7 separate regions of the Homo sapiens genome follow, and all the other regions are linked to region 1. Evidence: chromatin contacts called from ENCODE Hi-C data. All regions are on one chromosome and are shown on one strand. The core of a region is the stretch at or near the end of the contact, and the rest is flanking DNA. Distances in the headings are between cores, read along the strand shown.

Region 1 (3,301 bases), core at 527-3,026:
GGGCTACACCCAGTGTGCCTGCCAGCAGCCCTACCACGCGGGCATCTCTGGCCCTCTCTACCAGATATCGTCTTCGTGCCCTTAGCCGTCCAGCCCGGGCACCCTCATCCTGAGTCTTCCCTGTATCTGGACAGCAGGAGGAGAAGGGTTGACCTGGTGCCCACCCCAAGAGCAGCCGACTCAGGTCTGGGTCAAGGTCTGGGTCAGGGCTGGCCTTAGAGCCCCCTACATAGAAGGCACCATACTCTTCTAGACGCCTCCCTGGGGCAAGGGGGAAGCGGCGCCCAAAACGCTCTAGGGGCATAGGCTCTGGACTCAGGGAACCCACTGGTTGGGGAAAAGCTGGGCTGGAGACTAGCAGGTCCAGGTACCGTGGGCGCAGGAGAGTAGCCAAAGCCTCTGGAAGAGAAGGAGGTAGTGTTGAGGTTGGAGCCTGGCAAAGCAGGAGCTCCCTCATCCCCAGGAGACTAAATATGACCCAGTAGGCTGGGGCCAAGCCCATATCAAGAGTTCTATGGATGGTATATGGAAATGGGGAAATTAAGGCATAAAGCAGTTGGCTCACCCTTTGTGCATACACAGGCAAAACCCCTTACCCAGGGCATGGGCACAGGCCGGCTCACTCAGCAGCACCACAGGCGCTTTGGGGTCTGGGTTCTGGGCCTCAAAGGCCTTGACACAGAGCTCCAAGGCCACAGAACGTTGACGAAGCACGAAGGCAACGGGCAGTGGGCGGGCTGGAGGGCTTAAGCAGGCAGGGCCAAAATGTATGAGAGCCTGAGCTCCAGCTTGCTCAGCACCCAGCACATCCACGCAGCAGCTGCAGGGAAGATAGCATCAGAGAAATGGGTTCTCTTCTGGAGGCGAGTTGCTGTCATCACTGGGAAATGTGGTCAGTGAATAAAATGGTTTCATTAAAGGAAGACATTGTCAATGAAAGGAGCTAGCATCAGAAGGGGAGTCATTACCATTATCATCAAGGAGAAACACCACCATTGAAGGCAATCACTGTCATAGACGTAAAACCCCATGAGCCCCGGATCCCCAGGCCTGGCCCACCTAAGGCCAAGTTCACACCTGCCGTAGGCTGTGTCACCCAGAATGAACATCTTTGACCCTGTCGTCTCCTCCAGTCGTGCAGCCACAGCCACAGCATCTCCCAATAGCTGGTCAGGGAACTGCAAGGCAACCTATAAGCATAAACCATGGAGTCAGGGACAGCCTCTCTCCCACTGAGGGCTTCTTTAAAGCAATCTTCCAGGAGCTCCCACTCAACCTTCAAAGCCCCTGGTCCCAGAGGGGCACTCTGCCCCACGTAGTAGGTGGAAGGGAGGGATGGTCAACGCGCTGCGGACAGACTGATTCCCCCACCCTCTCGCCCTCACAAAATCCCCCAAGATCCGGATCCTCTGGGCGACCCATCCCGACAGAGGCGAGCCACCCTTCCCTAAGTCTGTCCTCACTCGTTCACACCCCAGGTCGCGGACAAATCCAGCGACTCGCTCCAGCTCGTACACTCCGTCCAGGTCCGGAAGAGGAGTAAGCAGTCCTGGCACCCCGGTCTCTCGCTGCAGCGCCGCCTCGGCAGGGCTGCTAAACATCGACTCCATGAGGCACAGCTTGGGTGGTGGGATGCAGCGGGGACCTCCCTGGGACAGCTTCGGGGCCTGAGTCCTCTAGAGCAGCCCTCAGGGGGTCAAAATCGCCTTGTGGGGGTAGGGGGAATCACAGTCGGCCTTCAGCCGGTGAGTATCCCCTTCAGCCATCCTAACTACTGTTTCTCCGCTACACGTGGGACTACCGGGGAGGTTACTTCCGGGTTTTAGAGGCGTGGCTGATAGCGATTTTGCCAATCCTAAGTCAGCACAGCTCCCGCCCTCCAATCCCCGCCACCGCCCCGCACAGAGAACCAATGTTCAGCCTGAGTCCCAGGCCAGCCGGAAGTACATCGAGGAAGGCGCGGAGCCTTGTGGGCATTGTAGTTCCCCTGGCCTCCTCTCGGGCGCTGGGAGTCCGGTTCAGCCGACCCGCGGCCATCAGGAACACCGACTTCACTGTTAAGCATTTCACGTGCACTCTATCCTCTGGGCAGTATCACTGCATAATTCTTTCATTCATTCATTTTTTTTTTTTTTTGACAAGGTCTCGCTATGTTGCTTGGACTGGAGTGCAGTGGCGCGATCTCCACAACCTTCACCTCCTGGACTGAAGCCATCCTCCCACCTCTGCCTCTTGAGTAGTTGGGGCTACAGGCGCACCACCACATCCAGCTAATTTTTGTATTTTTTGTAGAGACAGGTTTTTGCCATGTTGCTCAGACTGGTCACAAACTCCTGAACTCAAGCAATCCACTCATCTCGGCCTCCCAAAATGCTGAGAGTACAGACGTGAGCCACCGTGCCCGGCTACACTGCATAATTTTAAACTTGGTGCCGACCGGCTCGGGTTTGAATATTGTGCTTGGTCACTTGCTACTGAGTATCTTAGGAATGTCCCTATGCCCATTTCCTTATCTGAAGAATGGGGAGTTGTGACAATAGTACCTCTTAATAAGATTGTTGTGAGGGTCTAATTAATTTATATACAAAACTTTACAAAGTAGTTCTTTGGATATCGCATGCAGTGAAAGCATTTGCTATTTAATCAGCCAAATACTGAGCACTTACTGTACATTAGGCACTTCATTTTTAGTGTTTACAGTCTTTGGAGTAAGAATTATCCCGAGTGGTACCAAGGACATGACTGGCACATCCTCAAGTCACAGGAGATGCTCTGCACAGCTCCAGCCATCCTCAAACACTGCTGCTTCCCAGCAATACCCCCAGTGCATACCACATAGACCTCTACCCTCCAGCCCCTCACATCCCCTCTACTCCCCATGTTTACTTATATGCAAACACCCCCACATGCAACATCACTTGAAATGCCCTCCTTACATACCTCTGTCAGATACGGAAACTGAGGTTCAAAGAGACTACTTGTGTAATAAGACACTAATTCTGTGGCACAACCAGCATCAAACCCGGATCTATTGAACAGGGAAGGAGTGGGATGAATGTGGGAGTAACGAGTTCCCCATCACCCACAAGGAGATTGAAAGCTCAAGGGTAAAAGTGGGGAGAACTCATTCTGCTCTTCAGATCTTACTGAGGAGAAGCCTGGGGTACCTGAGAGGCAGCCTAGGTGAAACTATAGCTGAGGAGACAGAAAGGGAGGCAACACTGCTAAGGGAGAAAAGCAAGAATAGGTCAGGAGCTGTCCCTGGTGCTGATTGATCCCTGACCATCCTGTGCTGGAGGTC
Region 2 (3,473 bases), core at 110-2,609, 1.3 Mb before region 1:
TAGTTCCCAGCTTGACTTTTCCCTTCAGCTTAGTGATTTGTGGGGCCCCAAGATTTCCCACAAGTGAAAGGAAAATATCTCAATCCCCCGCCCCAAATCACCAAGCTCAAAGGAAAATTCAGGTTGGGAACTGCTCAGGCCACACCTGCCTCCCATTCTATTCAGTCACCCCTCTGCTCATGATGAACAGGATGCTGCTGAACCCTGGGGTCGCTGGGGCCTTAAATGACTTTGATGATGAGAGACTGGGCATGGAGAGCTAGAGGCCCTCATCTCCCTTCCCCAGCGAGTCGGAAGCGTCCCCATTACTAGTTCCTAGAATATGCTGAGATGTCTCAGGTTGCGGTGTGCAGCTGGGAGTTGCAGCCTGGCAGGAGGCCCAGGTTTTAGCCTGTGAACCGGGGCCCTGCTATGTAGGCCAGGGTGGCTCTGACCTGGCACTCTGTGGGGCCAGGGCAGACATAGCAGCAAAGGCCATGGGGTCACAAAGAGAGAGACTGCAGAAGGATCAGGAGTAACAGGCATAATGGGGCTATTCTTCCCTAGGCCTGAACACTGGGAAGGCACTGGCAGGGCCCCGGTTTTGATGGTGGATTCTTGGAGTAGGGGCCTTGGTAATAGGGCTCTGAGTGCTGGGGCAGAATGGGCTATCTTGACCCTTCATAGTCAGGGTCCCAAGTGGGCAATCCTGGAGCCTCCAGGTCTTTGGTCCAGCGGCGGGGTTTTCCACTCAAGGGCCACAGGTACAGACAAGCAGAGCAGAAACAGCCCCCCCGGCCTTTCACTTCCCACCTGCTCCCGAGGGAGAGAGTAAGGTTTCTGGGGGTAAGTGGGGGCTATCTGAAAGAAAAGGGTGATTTTGGCTGGGGCTCGGTGCCCTACAAGAGCCCTTGCTTGACTTTGACGCAAGGCACAGACTGGGCTCTGAAGGGGCAGGCTGGGGGGTAGACGTCGTCATGGATGTTGGATCTCCCTTCCGGCCATGGCCCAAGTACGACCCCTGTTCCCTTAAAGTCAGGACCTCGCAGAACTTTCGCAAGATGGGTCCTCGGAGTCTGCCCGCGATTGCGCTCCCAAGGGGTGCCGCTGCCGAGGGTAGGCGCGCCAGTCGAGATCAAAGCGGATGGGATGACGCCACTGGAGGGCGCGCGGGGCCGCGGGGCAGGGTGGTGCTCCTGCTGCAGGTTTCAGGCCTCTTCTGCCTTCTACAGCCGCCAGGTCAGCAGAGGCGGAGGCCCGGGCTGTGGATGGCCGAGGAGCCGAACTCGTGAAGCCACGTTCCTCCTGCAGCTCTTAACCCAGGCGCGGCGGCTCGCCGGGCCGCTCCCCTTACTCCGAAACCGTGAGCCTCAGCCCTTCCCTCTCTCCCCAATCCCAGGGGGCGCCGGCGGACACCCCAGAAACCCACGCGCTCTCGTTCCTGGTCCCGCCCCCTCTACGTTCCCTCCCCCTCTACGTTCCCTCCCCTTTTCCTTCCAGAGGCGGCGGCCCCGGAAGCTCCCGCCATTCTGGACCCGCCCCCTCCAAGCTCCCGCCCCTTTCCCTTCCTGTGGAGGCGGCCTCGGAAGCTCCCGTCTTTCTGGACCCGCCCCTTCCCCACCCTGCTCCGCCCTCGGCCCCGGCCCCCGCTCCGAGCTCCCTTAGCTCTAAGCGGTTCCGGAAGCTCCCGCCTTTCTGGACACGCCCCTGCCTCCCCCACAGGATTCCGACTCTCTCCCGGCTCGTCGAGGGCTTGACATTTTACCGGGGGGTGGCCCAGAAAAACCTCGTAGAGATGGTGACTTTAAAAAATTCTTTTTCGGCTAGGTGCGGTGACTCACGCCTGTAATCCCAGCGCTTTGGGAGGCCGAGGCGGGCGGATCACTTGAAATCACGAGTTCGAGATCCGCCTGGCCAACATGGTGAAACCCCGTCTCTACAAAAATACAAAAATTAGCCGGGCGTAGTGGCGCAGGCCTGTGGTCCCAGCTACTCGGGAGGTTGAGGTGGGAGGATCGCCCGAGCTGGGGGAGGTTAAGGCTGCAGTGAGCTGTGATCGCGCCACTGCACTCCAGCCTGGACGACAGGGCAAGATTGTGCCTTAAAAATAAAAACTTGTTTTGGTAAAATACACATAATATTTACCATATGTACTTTTTTTTTTTTTTTAAATGGAGTCTGGTTCTGTTGCCCAGACTGGAGTGCAGTGGCACACCACTGGGTTCAAGCGATTCTCGTGTCTCAGCCACCCATGTAGCTGGGATTACAGGCATGCGCCACCACGCTGGGCTAATTTTTGTCTTTTTAGTAGAGATGGGGGTTTCTGCCATGTTGGCCAGGCTGGTCTGGAACTCGTGGCCTCAGGTGATCTGCCTGCCTTGGCCTCCCAAAGTGCTGGGATTACAGGCTGAGCCACCGTGCCCGGCCCTACCATGATTTTTTTTTTTTTTAAACAGAAGTCTTGCTCTGTCGCCCAGGCAATGGCACGATCTCGGCTAATTGCATCCTCCGCCTCCGGGGTTCAAGTGATTCTCCTGCCTCAGCTTCCAGAATAGCTGGGATTACAGGCACCTGCACCATGCCCAGTTAATTTTTGTATTTTTGGTAGAGAGGGAGTTTCGCCATGTTGGCCAGGCTGGTCTCGAACACTTGACCTCAGGTGATCACCTGCCTTGGCCTCCCAGAGTGCTGGGATTACAGGTGTCAGCCACTGCGCCCAGCCTACCATGGTATTTTTAATGGCCACGTAATACCCTGTGTGTGTTATATTGTGTGGATGTGTTATATTAATTTAACCAGCCCCCTATTGATTAACATTGTAGCTGTTTATAAAATGGTGTAGTAAACATCCTTTCTGTAGGTCTTTGTGCACATATGGAGTATATTTGTAGGCTGATTTCTTGGAAGTAGAATTGTTGGGGTAAAAGCTATGTGTGTGTTTAATTTATGATTTTACCTATTTACCCTCCCACTAGTGACTTGTTTAGCTACATTTATTCAAATTGTCTGCACTCGCTTTCTCCACAACCTTACCTCCTACTCACTCCACAACTCATTCTAATTTGGCTTCTCTCTATCACTGCACCTTCAAAGGCTCTAAGGTCACCAATGATCTTCATGTTGTCCTATGGACAATCTTCAGATCTCATTTCACTGCTTCTCTAAAAGACTTCATACAGTTGACCATTCTCTCCTTTGTGAAACATTCTTCTCCCAGCTTTCATAGTGCCACATTCGCCTGGTTTTGCTCTAGCCATGTTGTCTTTCCTCTGCCCACTCTGAAATGTTGGTGCTGCTCAGAGCTTTGGTTACCATCTACATGCAGTTGATCCACACAGTGAAGTCTCCCTTCCTAACCTTTATTCAACTGCTTATTTGTCATCTTGAGTTGAATGTCCCACAGGGACCTCAAATCAATCATACCCAACATTATCCTCCCCCTTCTCATGCTCCCATCTCAGTAGCTGTTCCACTGCTCTCCTAGCCAGAAACCT
Region 3 (3,400 bases), core at 469-2,968, 1.2 Mb after region 1:
GATAGTTAATATGTTTGATTCAATTTGTTTGTCTCTAAAGTTTTTTTTTTCTTCAGCTTCTCAAATACAGATTGTATTGGGGAAACAGAGGCAGCATAATAATGCATCCTCTGTATTTCATAAGATTATAGGATGAAAGACAAAAACTGTGTTCTTTCTTCCATCTGTTCAGGCCATCGTAATAAACACGATAGTCATTCAATAGCACATGAATACGTTGTGTGCACAAGATTCTGTCCCTGCCAACCTCCCTCCCAATAAGAGTAATCTGATTAACTAGATGCATATTCTCTTAATAAATAAAAGTTGCACTTTGCTCCCCAGCTCTTCAAAAAGAAGAAAGCCAAGTTTTGAATTAAAGGAGCTTTCTGCGTATCTGAATTTTTCTTAATTTTAAAAAAAAAAGGATTCGAAGGATTTCTAGGATCATTGAAAAAAAAAGAGATGTGAGGGAATTTGAGCACATTAAATAATTTTGGGCAAAGCAAAGACCCTGGAACATAATCAAGGCCAAATCTGATAGTGTATACAGGGATAAGGGGCCATGATAATCTTTAAAACAGCAGGACCCTCCATCTGTGGACACTGAAGAGGGTGTACAACTGGAAGTCTTGATAAGAGATAAGAAGGAATCTGGTTTTTCATTGAATAATGACAAAACTTTAGATCTTGGAGCTCTACTACTTCAAACCTTTCACTTCACAGATAAAATAGTTGAGGTCCAGAGAGAAGTAATCTGCCTTAAGTCGCACTGCAAGTTAGTATCAAAAGTGGGATTAATACTCATGTGTCCAAACTTCCAGTGTTTTTTCCATTATTTCACATTTCCTCCTTATTTGACTTATTTTGGCCATCCATATATAAACACTGGGCTTGGGAATACTGTGTTTAATGAGGACTAAACTTGGAGTCCTTGCCCTGCTAGAAGATGTTTAAACTCTCAGGTAACAAAGATCTTATGGGAAGCAGCTTAAAATAAGCGGACCTTGAAACTTCCCGAAGAACTTTTCTTTGTGTCAAATGGGAAGAATAACTCTGTACTGCCTACCTCACAAGGCTGTCCTAAGGTGCAAATGAAATAATGAACACTAAAGTGTTGTGTAAACCTTCCCACGAAGGAAGATTATGGGCACTCAAGTTGCAGTTAGAGGAACCTTTGGTCCCAGAAGGTCATTCGAATCAGGCCACCGACTCACAATGACAGTCGGCTTTACTCGTCTGTAAAATGGAGACAAGAGCAAATGCCACCCCCACCATAGGTGGTAGTGAGGTCTGAGCCGAAAGACGCAGAGTACAACGTGAACGAAGATGGTTATTCGCTGCCCCGGCCGCGCCTCCTCACCTTCTGCACCTGCTCTGCGAGCGCCACGAGGTCTAAGGGGTCCCCGGCCCGGTGGGTGTGGTAGGGGCTCACCAGGGCCAGGCCGCCGGGGGTCGGGGTGAGCTCCACCAGGGCTCCTGCGACACACACCCAGGAACACAAGCCGTGAGCTCCCGCCGTCGGCCTCCCGCGGAGCCCCGAGACCGGCTGCCTCGCGGGAGCTGACTTCCCCCTGCTGACTCCCGCCCCGCATACCTCCCTGGCCTGCAGCTGGCGGCGCTCCTTGCCTTTCAAGGACCCCCTCGGTCCGCCCCGGCGCGGCGGCGTCCTCCATGACAGCGCCTTATCCTCCCCACTCCCTGGGCTGTGCGAGTAGGAAGAGCCTGCGCATAAAGGCGCGTGGGCGGAGCTTCCGTCTTTCTTGTCTACTGGGCGTCAGTTCGACTGAGCAAGGCCTGAGCTCGGAGGCGGGGCTCCGGCTGACGCGCCGGGATTCGCTGAGGGCCGGTGGGGGGATCCGGGCTGACTGAAAGGAAAAGAGGCGGTGCAAGCCTCGTGGGCATGCGCCGCCCGGCTTGGAAGGTGGGGCTTCGCCCGGGGGCGGGCCTTCGCCGGGGGTAGGACTCCGGCCTTGGTGGCGGGTGGCTGGCGGTTCCGTTAGGTCTGAGGGAGCGATGGCGGTACGCGCGTTGAAGCTGCTGACCACACTGCTGGCTGTCGTGGCCGCTGCCTCCCAAGCCGAGGTCGAGTCCGAGGCAGGATGGGGCATGGTGACGCCTGATCTGCTCTTCGCCGAGGGGACCGCAGCCTACGCGCGCGGGGACTGGCCCGGGGTGGTCCTGAGCATGGAACGGGCGCTGCGCTCCCGGGCAGCCCTCCGCGCCCTTCGCCTGCGCTGCCGCACCCAGTGTGCCGCCGACTTCCCGTGGGAGCTGGACCCCGACTGGTCCCCCAGCCCGGCCCAGGCCTCGGGCGCCGCCGCCCTGCGCGACCTGAGCTTCTTCGGGGGCCTTCTGCGTCGCGCTGCCTGCCTGCGCCGCTGCCTCGGGCCGCCGGCCGCCCACTCGCTCAGCGAAGAGATGGAGCTGGAGTTCCGCAAGCGGAGCCCCTACAACTACCTGCAGGTCGCCTACTTCAAGGTGCAGACCTGCCTGGAACCAGGCGGCCGGGGTCCTTCTGGGGAGAGGAGTGTTGCAGGGGACCTGAGGAGCTTGGGGGATCGGGGAAGTGTCCGCAGGGAGGGGAAAGTGGCCTCCTGGCTGGGGAGCTCTCCTCGGAGCCGGGGAGAGCTGCTCCCTGGCAGGAGACCTTCCTCGCCCAGTTCGCATGGGCAGATGCTAACCCCAAAGGTCCAGCCTGGGGTTAGGGCACAGGCCAAGCAAAACTCATGGCCATTTTGTTCCCTGGGAAATCTCCTGGAAGGAATTAAAGCGGCAGTTTGGGTCTCCCATTCTGATGTCATTGTAAGTGTCCGAGTGAGAAGCTAGTAGCGGTCTACAATATCTCCCTTCCGGTTGGTTTTCCAGTGGTGCTTTTCCTGCTGTTTGATTCAGCAGCTCTCTTTCAGGATGTGAGGTTGCCACGTCGCCAGCAGGGGCTGCCTGGCCCTTTCTGTGTGTGTGTGGGGGCGGGGGGGGGACCCTCTGGCTAGTCTGCCAGGTTTACAAAGAAAATGAGTATTTTTCGGAATGCCAGAGTGCCATGTGTCCAAGTGTACACTTGGGCTTGGAGCGTTCCAGGCTTGTTTGGTGGTGGTGATGGTGACGATGATGATGATGATGATAGCCAGCACATACTTCCAGGCACTATTTTAAGCAGTTTGCATTTATTAACGCATTTGCCCTAATCTTCATAATATCTTGTCAGGTAGATGCTGTTATTAGTCCCACTGTATTGGGGGTGGGGGGAGAAAGAGTTGTGCATTATATCTGGTATATCTGTTGTTTAAAAGACCTTCGATTCGATCTAAAGAGACACTTAGAGACTCTTGGGGACCTCAGATTTCCACCCCTCCACAGCATTCTGCCTACACAGTTCCCCTCATTTTTCCTAGTTACTCGGAAGAGCGCTGGACTTGAA
Region 4 (3,393 bases), core at 464-2,963, 1.6 Mb before region 1:
GAGTTCGAGGTTGCAGTGAGCTATGATCACAACACTACACTCCAGTCTGGATGTGAGATCCAGACCCTGTCTGCAAAAACAAAACAAAAACACACAGCTGTCAGTGAAATACTGACTGCTAGAGCTGTCTAGGAAACATTATAAAAAGCAGCTCTTTTTATAATAGCTATAGCACGACTCCCAAGCCCAATCTATACTGCTTATATCGAATCAATGGGGAAAGAGGCAGGTAATGGGAGTTTGAAATTAAAATTGTATTTCCCATGAGTTCCCAAATGATTCTCAGGGTGACTTGAGAACCACTGCTCTACAAGAACGCAGAGAGAAAAGGTGGTAAGCAGAGATATACGTAAATCTCTAACTATAAACAAACAAAGACATAATCATGACAGAGTGTAAGCCTATAGAATATCAATTTAAAAAACTTCACAGCAACCATTCCTTTTACAGGGAAGGCAACTAACCTCTAAAGCGCACAAGATTAGAAAAAAAAATAGAACCAGATGCCTAAAAAAATATGGCAAGATTGGGAAATCAGACCTACTGTATGGGAAACAGCACTTGTTTCCTTGAACTCGTGTAGTGTTTCCCTCCACTGTTCAAAAAACAGATTACGCCTGAGTGGCACTGTGCCGCTTTCAAAACAATCCTATCTTGTTTCCCTCCAGTCCTTCTCCACTTCGTGCATACTACTGCCGATTCACCTAGCAACCAAACAGTGCTGGTGAGAGCTCCAGACAGCGCTTCCTGAAGACGCTTTACGTCCGGTAATGTTCCCCCCAAACAGACACCACCTCCAAAGTCTAAAGAACGACAATCCTCCCCACCACAGGCAGGGGCTCACGGAGTCGCGGGGAGCGATAACTATCTCCCAGCACAAGACGTGAGCGAGGTGTCGGGGGGAACTAGCCTCGCCGGCCCCACGGAGATAGTCCAAAGCTCCTGCTGGAGCCGCAGCGGCCCCAAACAATGGAGTTTTCCCGCCTCCTCAAGGCCCCGCCCCCTGCCCCAGGGCCGGCGAGGGAAGCGAACGCACGCGCGCAAAACCCCGCCCTCAGCAAGGCCCCGCCCACCCCGACCCCTCAGGTCCAGCCTCCTTCCTCGTGCAAGGTTTTTTTTCCCTTTTGGCGCCAAATCTTCGTTGGTTATATTCCCGGGTTATCCAGGGGTTCTACCAGAGGCACACGCTGGGGACAGAAGGGGCGTGAAGGCCAACCCGCGCGCCAGGGCCCCGCCTCCCGGCCAACCGCCCCGGGCTGGGGGAGGAAGGAGAGGGGCAGGCGAAGGATACAGCCGCCGCTGCCCCCGGCAAGATGGCGGCCGCGAAAAGCGGGGCAGGGGGCGCCAGCCGACCGCCGTTACCGCTGCTGCGCGAGGCTCTCAGCAAAAGAAGGACTGCTCCAGTGACCAGGCCTTCCCGAACAGCGACAGCTGCTCTTGGGAAGGCAAGTACTCCCGCCCACCGGTCTGCCCCTTCTCCGGAGCCCCCGTCCATTAGCCCTCCCCGCGGACTGGCCAGTGCCTTAAGCTTTCCACAGTCCCGCTTACTTGTCGGCAGAAACCAGCTCCGCGGCGACGGCGGCAGTGGCTGTGGACTCCATGGCCATCGTTCCCCTGAGGTGGCGAACCAGCGAACGGAATAGAGCCTGCGAGAAAAACAGGCAATTTGGGACGCCAGAGACTCACTCAGGGACAGAAAATGGCAGATTAGAGACCCCGCGCGGCCGGGGCCCTTTTATATACGAGGACCCTTCGCCCCGCCCATCCACTTCCGGATCCTCCCCCTCGGGTTTAAAGGGCCAGGACTCACCACCCATACCCTCCGTCCCCCGCCGGCCTACCACTATCTAGACACCTCCTGCCCTCTCCATATGGCTCCGCGGGATTGTTTCCCTCCCTAGCCCGACTTCTCCAATAAACAGCAACTTCCTGCTTCTCCAGCAAGTCGCATAAGAAGAACTGGAATCTTGACACTACAACTCCTGACAGGACGCCCCTGCGGCATCCAGAGACAGGGAAGCCAGTGCTGCTCTGCATGTTCAGGGCGAGTAGCTGAGAGTCTCCTTCCGGCCTGGATACTGAGGAAGGTGACTTAGACTTTCTCTCCGTCCTCTGAGTCGTAACGGACGGACACGCAAGGGCCGAGGACGGGTACAAGCAGCAGCGACTAGAACTGATCTGGGTGAGATCTAGGCCTCAGCAACAACTGACGCAAAAAGATTTTGTTCTAGGATTGGCTACAGCTGAAACTACCGCGCTTGATTCAAAGCTCGGGGCTTGCAGCGGGAGGCAGCTGGCTCCTCCCTCTGAACCCGCCCCCTTTGGCTGGCCCAATCCGCTGATCCCATCCTCTTAGGCCCTGCCCAGACTCCAAATCTACCAGAATTAATGCTCCCAGCGCTGTTTGTCCACTCCTGCCTATGATTTGCTGTGTGACTACTACTCGTGGGGGTACCGTGATTAGACGCTTTAAAGCTATTAGCTATCTTGTTTAATATTAACAATGCTACTAGTGAGATCAGTGTTAGTCTGTTTCTTAGAAAAATAAACCAAGGGGCCGGACGCGGTGGCTCACGCCTGTAATCCCAGCACTTTGGGAGGCCTAGGCTGGTGGATCACGAGGTCAGGAGTTCAAGACCAGCCTGGCCAAGATGGTGAGACCCCCCCGTCTCTACTAAAAAATACAAAAATTAGCCGGGCGTGGTGGCGGGCGCCTGTAATCCCAGCTACTCGGGAGGCTGAGGTAGGAGAATACTAGAACCCGGAAGGCAGAGGTTGCAGTGAGCCGAGAGCTCGCCACTGCACTCCAGCCTGGGCAACAGAGCGAAACTCCGTCTCAAAAATAAATAAATAAATAGGCCAAGGTTCCAACCTGGCCAACATGGTGAAACCCCGTCTCTACTAAAAATACGAAAATTAGCCAGGTGTGGTGGCAGGCTCCTGTAATCCCAGCTACTCGGGAGGCTAAGGCAGGAGAATCACTTGAACCCGGGAGGCAAAGGTTGCAGTGAGCCGAGATCTCGCCACTGCACTGCAGCCTGGGCAACAGAGCGAGACTCCGTCTCAAAAAAAAAAAAAAGGGGAAGCTGTGACTTGTTCAGAAAGTTGCAAGACAAATCAGTTATGGAAAGCAGTGTGCCTCATTTCCTGCAAATGGCTGAGTGAAAAATAACTGGCAGGCTAAAAAGCTGCAATTCCTCACACCTGGAGTATCATCCATTCCTTTTCACCATGGCCCAGTCTACGCTGATCGGAGTAGGGGTTTTTATTTCCCTTTAGGTTCCAGCATATTGGGAAAGATTCCTGGAGAGGATTCTTATTCCAATCTGTCAAGGCTCGAAGAGGTTGAAATCTTTGGGGCTAGAGAGCTGGACGTGAAAATGCCAATTCCTA
Region 5 (3,267 bases), core at 62-2,561, 1.0 Mb after region 1:
CAACAATACCACCAACCAGTAAATGAGAACTTCCATGCTAAACACTTCATGAGCTTATCTGGAAATTGCACCTCTCCTGATAGCAATGAGATTGGTGTGGGAATTCCATTTACTCATAAGAAGACAGCCTCGGCCGGGCTCAGTGGCTCACGCCTGTAATCCCAGTACTTTGGGAGGCGAGGTGGGTGGATCACGAGGTCAAGAGTTCAAGACCAGCCTGGCCAAAATGGTGAAACCCCGTCTCTACTAAAAATAAAAATAATTAGCCAGGGGTGATAGCGGGCGCCTGTAATCCCAGCTACTCGGGAGGCTGAGGCAGAGAACTGCTTGAATCCGGGAGGCGGAGGTTACAGTGAGCCGAGATCGTGCCGCTGCACTCCAGCCTGGGCGACAGAGCGAGACTCTGTCTGAGAAAAAAAAAAATTAAAGAAAAAAACGAAAACAGCCTCACTGGCCAGGAACTCGCCCAGGATCGCGGCCGGGCCAGTATACAGTTGAGCTGGTTCAAACCCGAGGTCTATCATGTCCTTAATGTCCTATCATGTCAGTCAGTTAGCCTGCCTTTCATATTTTCCACACTTACAGGTCACCATAGACTCACCTGAACTGTGAGAAGTAGAGGAAGGCGTCCCAGAGGAGGTGATTTTAAAGCCCAGGTTTGAGATGGGTATGCATTTCCAGGCAAGAGAGCCCGGCCGGTGCAAAAGCAAGGCTTGGCTCACAAACGGGAATGTGGGGGGTGGAGACAGGGAAGGGAGAAGTCAATCCCTGGGCAAGACCTCCTGGAGTCTCTCTAACAAATAAATACTACTTTCCATGCAGTAGACGCTGTTCTAAACACTTTACAAATATTAACTCACTTGGTCTTTCTACAACCCTACGAGGTGGTACTGTTACTATCCCTAGTGCACCGAAGTCACCCAGCGGCCGAGTGAGAACTCCAGTCCAGCTTTCCACCCGCTACTCCGCGCATCCCAGCTTGCCTTACAGCCGGGTACCGGCTCCACCATTTTGCTAGAGAAGGCCGCGGAGGCTCAGAGAGGTGCGCACACTTGCCCTGAGTCACACAGCGAATGCCCTCCGCGGTCCCAACGCAGAGAGAACGAGCCGATCGGCAGCCTGAGCGAGGCAGTGGTTAGGGGGGGCCCCGGCCCCGGCCACTCCCCTCACCCCCTCCCCGCAGAGCGCCGCCCAGGACAGGCTGGGCCCCAGGCCCCGCCCCGAGGTCCTGCCCACACACCCCTGACACACCGGCGTCGCCAGCCAATGGCCGGGGTCCTATAAACGCTACGGTCCGCGCGCTCTCTGGCAAGAGGCAAGAGGTAGCAACAGCGAGCGTGCCGGTCGCTAGTCGCGGGTCCCCGAGTGAGCACGCCAGGGAGCAGGAGACCAAACGACGGGGGTCGGAGTCAGAGTCGCAGTGGGAGTCCCCGGACCGGAGCACGAGCCTGAGCGGGAGAGCGCCGCTCGCACGCCCGTCGCCACCCGCGTACCCGGCGCAGCCAGAGCCACCAGCGCAGCGCTGCCATGGAGCCCAGCAGCAAGGTGAGTCGCGCGCCCGCGGGCCCTCCCGCCAGGAACAAAGGCGCAGACTCCTGCCCGCCTTACGCCGGCCAGGGCCTCCCCCGCCGCCCCGCTGCGCTGTGCGCCCGGGGCGGGCCGCGCGCCTCTCCGAGCCTGGCTCGGTGCGGGTCCCGAGCGCAGCGCCCCGCCGGGCCGCTGGCCGCAGTGGGGATGGGCTTCGGATCTAGCGGGCCGGAGGGCGCCGCGTGCGTAGTTGGCGCCGGCACTGAGCACATGGCCTCCTTCCGGGGGCGCCGCGCCGTCCACGCGGCCCTGCTGGGGCTGGGGACACAGGGCCCGGGAGCGGCACGTCGCACACGACCTCGGCAGCAGCAGCCCAGCCTCGGCCCCTCCCGGTGCGGGGGAGGGGGCCCGAGCGCGGCGCCCATTGGCTGAGCGGGCCGAGCCCCCGGCCCGGCCCCGGCCCCGGCGCGCGGAGGAGTCAGGAGCCGCCCCCGCTCTCCGTCTGCTCCCCTAGCCCGGACGCCCCTGTAGGTGGGCGGCCTGGTGCGAGGTGTCCCACCGGCCTCCCCTACTCCTCCCGCCAGTCCCCCGCGGTGACGAGGCCGAGGCCGAGGGGAGGGCACTTTTCTCCAGGCCCGGGCTCGAACGCGGGGGTTGAGATGAACCTCCGGTCTCGGAGGCTCTCCTTTGCGAGGAGTGCAGGCCCCAAAGCTTTGGCCCAGTCTCGCGGAGATGTGTTCCGCGGAGGCAGGTTTACCCTCGGGGCCAGGCGGGGAGCGCAACCGGAGGGGCGGGGGATCTGGGGGCCAGGAAAGAGCCCCAGGCTGAAGTCTAGCGGGAAGCGCGCACGCCACGGGGTTGGGGAATGAGGGATGGGGACTCTGGGGACCAACAACTCCCTAGATAGGATTTCTTTTTTTCTGTGTAAGTGGGCTTGTCCTGCAGGGCATCTTTGTAGCGTCCGCAGAGCGATTTCTTTTCAACAAATTGTTTGTGGAGCCCCTCCTGTGTGTAGGGCATTGTTTCTTTCCACCTCCTTTCCTCCCCCTAGTCTACAATATTTTCAAGTCCCCTTTTTCTTTTGAAACGGTCCCTCTTTATCTATTATACTTTGATTTTTCCATCTCGTCAGCTGGGAGGGCACCTGGATGGCCCTTGTTTTCTTAGCTGGGACGCGGGGGTAGCACTGAATTTTGAACTGCCCTTCCTACTGGCTGTGGAGGTGTCCCGCTGAGACTGAGCGGGGTGGCGCTGGGCCGCACCCTCGGCAGGAAAAGGCCTTCCGCCCCACACCTGTTGAATCCATAAATCCAGACGACTTGGTTCACCCTTCCTGGGCCCTCGCTTGAGGTGAGACCCCGGGGAAGTTCCCGGGGAAGGCTCCCAGGATCTTAGGTGAGCCGTAAGGGTGGGATATAACTAAACAAAAGTTCAGTGAGAAGCTCTTCTAGCTAGTGGCAAGGAAGTCCAAATATCTCAGGGCTCTTGCAGGCCACTTAACTTCTGGGCCTCAGTTTTTCCATCTGAAAGAGATCACTTTTGTCACTTCCTCTAGGGAAGGAACTATCTATTCAGCATACTATGCCAGACATGGGTATTTATTTGTTGAGTGGATAAGGGAATACTACGTGGAGACAGAAAAGTGGAGGAGAAAATCAGCAGGTTCTTAGCCAAACTACTTTAAGCGTCACGGACCTTATAGCCCTGCTGGTTACTCACTAGCCTGGAGCTCAGAGAAGG
Region 6 (3,526 bases), core at 511-3,010, 1.7 Mb before region 1:
TGTCTGCAGCCTTGACCTCCCGGGATCGAGGGATCTTACCACCTCAGCCCTCTAAGGAGCTGGGACTACAGGCCACGCCACCATGCCCAGCCAATTTTTTTTTGAGACGGAGTCTTGCTCTGTCGCCCAGGGTGGAGTGCAGTGGTGCCATCTCAGCTCACTGCAAGCTTCGCCTCCCAGGTTCATGCCATTCTCCTGCCTCAGCCTCCTGAGTAGCTGGGACTACAGGCATATGCCACCACGCCCAGCTCATTTTTTGTATTTTTAGTAGAGACGGAGTTTCACCATGTTAGGATGGTCTCGATCTCCTGACCTCGTGATCCGCCTGCTTTGGCCTCCCAAAGTGCTGGGATTACAGGCATTAGGCACCGTGCCTGGCCCCAATTTTTGTATTTTTTGTATAGAAGGGGTTTTGCCATATTGCTCAGGCTGGTCTTGAACTCCTGAGCTCAAGCAATCCACCTGCCTCGGCCTCCCAAAGTGCTGGGATTGCAGGTGTGTGCCACTTAGCCTGATATAACACTTAATAAGTTACTACATGTAAATAGCTGAGAACCGTCCCTGACACAAAGCACTTTACACAGGAGGGACTGATTAAAAACTCTAATGTAAGCAGCCAGTAAAAACAGGTGAATGATAATATGGATCTAGATCTGACAATTTCATTCTTAACCAAGAGAATGGGATGTCTAAAAAAACCTACAGTTGCTGCTTAATTTTAAAAAATCGATTGGGCAGGGCGCAGTGACTCGCTCCTGTAAGCCCAGCAGTTTGGGAGGCCGAGGTGGGTGGATCACGAGGTCAGGAGTTCGAGACCAGCCTGGCCAACGTAGTGAACCTCCCCCCCGTCTCTACTAAAAATACAAAAAATTAGCTGGGCGTGGTGGCAGGCGCCTGTAATCCCAGCTACTCGGGAGGCTGAGGCAGGAGAATTGCTTGAACCTGGGAGGCGGAGGTTGCAGTGAGCCGAGATCGCGCCATTGCACTCCAGCCCACGAGACAGTGCGAAGCTCCGTCTCAAAAAAAAAAAAAAAAAATCGATTGAACTAATTTATTGATCACAGATCTTAGGGCTGGGTCAAGAAATCCTGTATACCAGTTAATGTCTTCATACTATACTTAAGGAAGCAAGTAGGGAGGTAAGTAATCCTGGGCCTCCGAGTAGAATTTAGATCACACCCACACCCACCCACCTGAGCCCCAGACCAAAATGCCCGCAGAGCGTACCCATCACTTTTGTTCAAAATCACTTTCTTCTTAAGGACTTTCCAGACCACTCCATTTAAAATCTCAACCATCCCCCCATCTTTGGAAACTCCCTTTCCTCTGTGGCACGTGCTTTCCAACTAGTGGGTATTAAAAAGTGATAACCTAAAAAGTCCAGGGACGGCAGGTGATGCGGGATTAAGGACTGAGACTCAAAGCTTAATCCTCCTAATATAAATGAAAAAGCTCAATATTCCCATTGCCCTGGTGGGAAGACTGCAAACTGCCAGCTTCAAACTGACCTCTGAGAAAGGAAGGCGGGGTTTAGACGCCAGTGTCTTCGGGAAACCCTGCCCGAGAGTGCCCGCGTCTCCAATTTACTACCAACCCTTGGTGCCCTCCCATCCCAACGTCGCAAATTTACTACCAACCCTTGGTGCCTCCCATCCCAACCTGCACCTGTGGCGACTTTGAGACTTGCCAGCGTTGCACGGAGAGAAGGAAAACAACCGCAACAACAGCCCAGGTCCACTGGAAAGGCACTTCCGGCAAGTGGATTCAGAGAGGCCCCTACTTCCTGAGGGCTGAAAAAAAATGAGTCCGGGTAGGGACTTGACCTGCGCTAATTGGTTCCTAGGCCCGGCTTTCTGTTTGGGGGCCATTCTTAATTTCTAGTTGAATCCAGATGTTGAACGGTCCTTGAAGTTCTATTCCAGGGCTCCCAGGCAGCAGAATCTGCCCACAGAGTTCGGGTAAGTAGAGTGCAAGTACTGAAACAATCTCAGAATGATGGTGGTGAAGGAAGGTAAGAGACGGGATTTTAGGCCCAGTGTGACCTGAATTGCTTGCCATCTGTGGGACTTATGTTTTACTTTGCAAAACAGGGTTTATAAGGCCTATGGGGACACATCTCACTGCATTAGGGCCCTTTACTATCATTTAGAGGGGGAAAAAAGCCCAGTTCTTACATCCATTTTCTTTGCTGGGACCTATAAACTTCATTAAGGGTTAAAGAGCACAAGAGCAGGATTTTCACTTCCATGAAAGGTGTGGTGATAAGGGCCCTAGGCTTGGGGGTGGTTCGGAAAGTCAGATCATTTCTCCTACTGCCCTCGGCTTTATTTCTCGGCTATGTGACCTTGGGCAAGTCCCTTCTCTTATCTAGACTTGTTTCACAGGAAATGGCACCAGGCAATTTTAGTGCCCTTCCGTGTCTATGGATAAAACTGAAGACATGTAGTAGGAGATCTCAGGGGCCCACGCCGGCCAGTCCCTCCAATCCTCCGGATTCTAGGTAGTCTAGCTTCCTGGTTGCCAGCCATTACACGGTTTAGCTTTCCGTGCCGGATGGAGCCACAGCGAAGTCTTCCTTAATAGTAAGCGCTTTTAGTCGAGCTAGGCCTTCAGTTTTATTGCCTTCTCTGTCATGGCAGCGCCGCCCCTTCCAGTAGTGCGATACCCAATGAGACTTCAGGTAGGAGAAACGGCACTGTCGCAAGCGCAGGCTCTCGCCGGAATCCCGCCCTTCGCTTGGGCGGGGGAGTGACGCCTGCGCTCCAGGGGAACTACTACTCCCAGCGGGTAGCGCGGCCGACGCAGCCGCGCAGCCTCCGGGGCCAGGCCGTGTGGCCCGCTGGGGACTGGAGTCTCAACGACGCGCACACGAGAAGTAAGGAGCGGAAGGTGGGAAAGGGCCGGAAAACACACGTTCCTCCGAAACCGGTTTGCAAGTCCTTGTAGAGGTAGTTTCGGGACGCGCACTGGCCAAGGGGCGGGCTGTGGGAGGGTGAAGAAAAAAGGGATACACACATGCATACCCACCCACTCATTCATACGCGCCCAGGCCCTGGAAGTGGGCAAGGGGGTTAGAAGGGGCGTACTAAACTAGGCTTGTCCGTGCCTCAGGCGGCACGAGGAAAGGCAGAGGATTCAATTCTGTAGGGGGCAGAGGTGACCATGCGCCGCCTCAAGCGGCGAAGAAGGGAGCCGGGGGCGGGGCAGGGCATAACCGCCGTTCTGGAGGCCGAACGTTGGCAGCGTAGGGAACTGGCGTCCGGGAGGGTCGCCGGAGCAGTCCCTTGCGCATGCGCTTCTTCAGGTGGGCGTGTGTAAGGCGGGGTCGGACGGGGGATGGGAGGGCCGTGCTGCTGGTCGCTCCTCCTCCTCCACCCGCTCTGCCCCTCCTGGACCTTGTGGGCCGGGCAGCCATTTTGGGAAGAGCTTTGTTATGGTTGTGGACTAGCCGCCTCTGCCGGGTCGACAAGCTGGGGACGCGTCCTCAGACGCAGCGTCTAGTCCCTGGCCATAGCTCCGCCGCTGC
Region 7 (3,076 bases), core at 323-2,822, 1.6 Mb after region 1:
TCTCTACTAAAAATACAAAAATTAGCCGGGTGTGGTAGCGCGCGCCTGTAATCCCAGCTACTTAGGAGGCTGAGGCAGGAGAATCACTTGAACCCGGGAGTTGCAGTGAGCTGAGATCGCGCCACTGCACTCCAGCCTGGGCGGGAGAGCAGGATTCCCTCTTAAAAAAAAATTGCAAACCCCCTTCCTCCAGTTTTCCTCATACCCCTTACCCTGGTGTATTTTTTTTTCCCCATATGCCTTCTAACATATTACATAATTCTCTTACATTTATCATCTTTCTCCTTATATTAGAATGAAAGCTCCAACAGGGAAGGGTATTTGTTTTCTCTCTCTCTTCTGTTTACTGATACATCCCAAGCACTAAAATAGTGTCTGGCAACCTTAGTAGTGATTGGCAAATATTTGTTGAGTGAATGAGTACATGAATCTTCAGAATCTTGCTAGTCTTATAAAGAAAAGGAATATGTGAATACTTTGAATCTCCAGTGCCTAGAAATGCTTGACCAAACGGCAGGTGTTCAATGTTTACTGAAGGAATTGTGTGCTCAGATCTGCTGGAGGTCTTTATCTGAACCCTTTGAGACTATGTCAAAAAAGTACCCAGGGCCAATTCACTCATGCCTCTCCTTTTCCTCTCATCCAATCAGCCTAGTATTCATCTAACAAATATCTAAGTCTCCAAATATTGAGCCACCCATTGTGAGTTCAAAAGCGTGTTTGGCGCTGCAGGGGAATATGTGACTAACGCGAATGAAGCAACAGCAAATACTACACTGGAATGTAATTAAGTGTGAAATTATAGGGCAGATTATCAGTGCTAATAGTTTAGAGAAAGAATCAGTGAAGACTGACGTAGAAGTAAATTCCAAAGTTCACTCGTCGACCAAACTACCCTTCTAAACGCTCCACCTACTGATAGTAGTACCATAACCTGGGTAGCTACCTTGAGAATTAGAAGGGCCTTTAGAGGTCCAACTCCTTTAAGAAAGAAAGAAAGACCAGGCACGGGAAAGGCCTCCGCAGACATGAGTCTAGCACCTGGGACTCATGAAGTTCTGAAAAGAGGGGTGTCCTGAAGGTCCAAGGCGCCTTTGTTGGGGGTCCCGGAATCCGCGGTGTGCCAGGTCGGAAAAGGCGTCCGCTTTCCTGGAGAGGAGGCTAAGGTGCCGGGCGCTTCGGTGAGGTGGCGGATGTTGGGGGGCGGGGGAGGGCAGAAGGCACCATTCCTTCGGGGCATGGGGCCCCAGGTATCCGTGGGCAGGGTCCAAAGCCACCGATCCCTACTGTCCTCAACTGCGGGGTTGCCTCCGCCGCCTTTGCTCCCAGACGCCACTCCGAGGCACAAGGACCCCAAGTCGCTCGGAACTGCCGGCCGCTAGATGACACCGGCTGCGCCGATGCAGAGCCTCGGGAGTCTCAGGGCACTACTTGTCCCAGCGGAGGGATCCTGCGTGCGTCGAAGCGACCGTGACCGCGCAGGGACTTGACGCCGCTGACGCCGGGCCGGCGGCGCAGCGACGCCGCAGGAGGCGGTGGCGGCGAGGGCGGGCGGGGGATGCGGGTCGGGAAGTAGTTCCGGGTGCGCGGCCCCGGATGTTGGCTGCTCTTGCTGCCGCCGCCGCTCTCGGGGCTGCTCGGGGCCTCGACCGCTCGCAGTAGGCACCGTTGGGACCTTTCCCGGGGGGGCGGAGACGCACGGAGCGGCCGGGGGCTCGGCCGGGCCGTCCCGGCCTGCGCAGCCTGAGGTAAGTGCCCCCCGCCAGGGCGGCCGGGCCTGGGCGGCGGGCGAGGAGGCGGGGCTGTGGCATCTCCCGGGACGGAGGCAGGGGCTGTCCTCCGCGAGACGCCCTCTCTCTTCCAGCCGCAGCCGCGTTGCGGGGTGGGCGGCGGGTGGGGCAGGGGGCCTGGGCCCCGGCTGGGGCCTGGCGGACGCCGAGGGCTGGGTCCTTCCCTCCCCCGCGGCGCTTCTCAGCTGCTGCTGCCCCTCAGCTGGGAAGCAGCGGCTTCGCGTCTCCCGCCCCTCCCCCAGGCGGGGCACCGGGGAACCAGACGTGGATCCCGGGGGCGCCTAGTCCGAGGGCAGCGACCGTCTCCTTCCCTCCATGACCTGTCCCTTGGCCTGGGCTAGCCCCCGACCCCGGCACTCTGCGGCTTCTTCCCTTTAAGCTTGGGGGCGCTTTTCTGCCGGCAGGGCGGGCTGTACCTCACGCCTTGGAGTGGCCCTTTGGGGAGAGGAGGCCCATGCGAGGGTGCTTGCGTTCCCGCCCATCCTGTGTCTGTGTCCTTTGCTGGGATTAGGGCAAAGGCAGCCGTTCCATGCGGACGTGTTGCTGTCCTGTGTGTGTTGCATCCTGCCCACGTGGTAGAGTGTCTCCCGCCCCCCCTCCCAGCTCCATTTTTGCAGCTGGTGAGGAGGGAGGTTAACGGGATGGTTTTTCCTCTGTGATTTCCTCCGGGTGGCGTGGAAGGTGTTAGGGTCAGTTTGCTTTGCCGAGGCCGGCTGTTGGTTAGATGAAGAATCGAGAGTTGTACTCTGAAATTGAGGCCAGTAGGGGACATAACAGGGCTTAGTTTCATTAACATCTTTTTTCCTCTTCCATTAGCTGCTCTTATTCTTTTCTCTGTTGCTTAATTATAGAGAATAAGCGCTTGCTACCGATGCATTCAGGTGTATAGTTTTCATTTCTCTGTTTTACTTTTTGTGTGTCTGGTTAGCAAAGGTTTTACTATTCCGTGTTGGTGCATTCCACGTCTGTGTTGTCCCTGGTTGGATTCCTGAATGAGTTAGAGCCATTCACTCTAATTCCTGAAGGAGTTAGAGATTGGTGGGCACCTTTTTGGTCTTTTTCTGAGATTTATTTGTGTGTGTTTTCTTCCTTCTATTTTGTTTCCCAGTGAAAAAGCGTGATGTCATAGGAGCGTTATATGCATAGCTCTTTTTCTCACAAGGCAGCACTAGTTTCACCTAGTCACTTATTTTGTAGAAGCTCTTTTACTTCACTTTTCCTCTTACTCTGTTGAGTACCCATTGCACACTCTTTTTTTGAAACTGGTTTGAAACATGGTTTGAGTA

The links. A loop is a pair of places that touch in the nucleus more often than their neighbours do. Pooled maps may share reads with other maps.
Region 2: a loop to region 1 is called in a pooled map, with 14 times the contacts of the local background. The contact joins the promoter of LINC01144 here to the promoter of DPH2 in region 1. A Hi-C loop is called at or near these places in 2 of 37 single-sample maps with no recorded cell type and 6 of 50 pooled maps.
Region 3: a pooled map shows a loop between it and region 1 (9-fold over the local background). The contact joins the promoter of C1orf50 here to the promoter of DPH2 in region 1. A Hi-C loop is called at or near these places in 2 of 168 maps with a recorded cell type or tissue (CD4-positive, alpha-beta T cell and naive thymus-derived CD4-positive, alpha-beta T cell), 2 of 37 single-sample maps with no recorded cell type and 9 of 50 pooled maps.
Region 4: a loop to region 1 is called in a map of naive thymus-derived CD4-positive, alpha-beta T cell, with 15 times the contacts of the local background. The contact joins the promoter of NASP here to the promoter of DPH2 in region 1. A Hi-C loop is called at or near these places in 1 of 168 maps with a recorded cell type or tissue (naive thymus-derived CD4-positive, alpha-beta T cell), 1 of 37 single-sample maps with no recorded cell type and 7 of 50 pooled maps.
Region 5: a loop to region 1 is called in a pooled map, with 13 times the contacts of the local background. The contact joins the promoter of SLC2A1 here to the promoter of DPH2 in region 1. A Hi-C loop is called at or near these places in 4 of 37 single-sample maps with no recorded cell type and 11 of 50 pooled maps.
Region 6: a map of naive thymus-derived CD4-positive, alpha-beta T cell shows a loop between it and region 1 (8-fold over the local background). The contact joins the promoter of TMEM69 here to the promoter of DPH2 in region 1. A Hi-C loop is called at or near these places in 1 of 168 maps with a recorded cell type or tissue (naive thymus-derived CD4-positive, alpha-beta T cell) and 10 of 50 pooled maps.
Region 7: a loop to region 1 is called in a map of CD8-positive, alpha-beta T cell, with 6 times the contacts of the local background. The contact joins the promoter of FOXJ3 here to the promoter of DPH2 in region 1. A Hi-C loop is called at or near these places in 2 of 168 maps with a recorded cell type or tissue (CD8-positive, alpha-beta T cell and breast epithelium) and 8 of 50 pooled maps.

What each region holds. Positions count from the first base shown.
Region 1 is chr1:43,968,485-43,971,785 of GRCh38, reverse strand. DPH2 (diphthamide biosynthesis 2) reads right to left here and starts at 1,776. Exons shown (of 6, transcript NM_001384.5): 1 at 1,464-1,776; 2 at 1,078-1,190; 3 at 597-820; 4 at 1-399. The coding sequence starts at 1,610. RefSeq lists enhancers at 1-103, 1-433, 434-980, 1,466-1,745.
Region 2 is chr1:45,301,796-45,305,268 of GRCh38, reverse strand. LINC01144 (long intergenic non-protein coding RNA 1144) reads right to left here and starts at 1,359. Exons shown (of 1, transcript NR_024270.1): 1 at 1-1,359. It overlaps LOC105378691 (a long non-coding RNA gene), which reads left to right and starts at 1,523. Exons shown (of 3, transcript XR_947287.4): 1 at 1,523-1,777. RefSeq lists enhancers at 1,027-1,266, 1,727-1,786 and a silencer at 1,457-1,636.
Region 3 is chr1:42,765,567-42,768,966 of GRCh38, reverse strand. It overlaps C1orf50 (chromosome 1 open reading frame 50), which reads right to left and starts at 1,718. Exons shown (of 5, transcript NM_024097.4): 1 at 1,577-1,718; 2 at 1,343-1,458. The coding sequence starts at 1,655. P3H1 (prolyl 3-hydroxylase 1) reads left to right here and starts at 1,939. Exons shown (of 15, transcript NM_022356.4): 1 at 1,939-2,460. The coding sequence starts at 1,996. RefSeq lists silencers at 1,431-1,570, 2,191-2,300 and an enhancer at 2,561-2,680.
Region 4 is chr1:45,582,361-45,585,753 of GRCh38, reverse strand. NASP (nuclear autoantigenic sperm protein) reads right to left here and starts at 1,713. Exons shown (of 15, transcript NM_002482.4): 1 at 1,549-1,713. The coding sequence starts at 1,607. RefSeq lists silencers at 1,018-1,317, 2,228-2,287 and enhancers at 1,818-2,127, 2,578-2,637, 3,048-3,097.
Region 5 is chr1:42,956,912-42,960,178 of GRCh38, reverse strand. It overlaps SLC2A1 (solute carrier family 2 member 1), which reads left to right and starts at 1,311. Exons shown (of 10, transcript NM_006516.4): 1 at 1,311-1,545. The coding sequence starts at 1,528. It overlaps SLC2A1-DT (SLC2A1 divergent transcript), which reads right to left and starts at 1,130. Exons shown (of 4, transcript NR_033967.1): 1 at 602-1,130. RefSeq lists silencers at 955-1,138, 1,011-1,420, 1,551-2,190.
Region 6 is chr1:45,686,415-45,689,940 of GRCh38, reverse strand. It overlaps TMEM69 (transmembrane protein 69), which reads right to left and starts at 1,760. Exons shown (of 3, transcript NM_016486.4): 1 at 1,666-1,760. It overlaps GPBP1L1 (GC-rich promoter binding protein 1 like 1), which reads left to right and starts at 3,408. Exons shown (of 13, transcript NM_021639.5): 1 at 3,408-3,526. RefSeq lists enhancers at 1,749-1,818, 2,768-3,097, 3,118-3,237, 3,308-3,357, 3,418-3,526 and 1 more.
Region 7 is chr1:42,333,731-42,336,806 of GRCh38, reverse strand. FOXJ3 (forkhead box J3) reads left to right here and starts at 1,572. Exons shown (of 13, transcript NM_014947.5): 1 at 1,572-1,748. RefSeq lists a silencer at 1,536-2,055 and an enhancer at 1,640-2,597.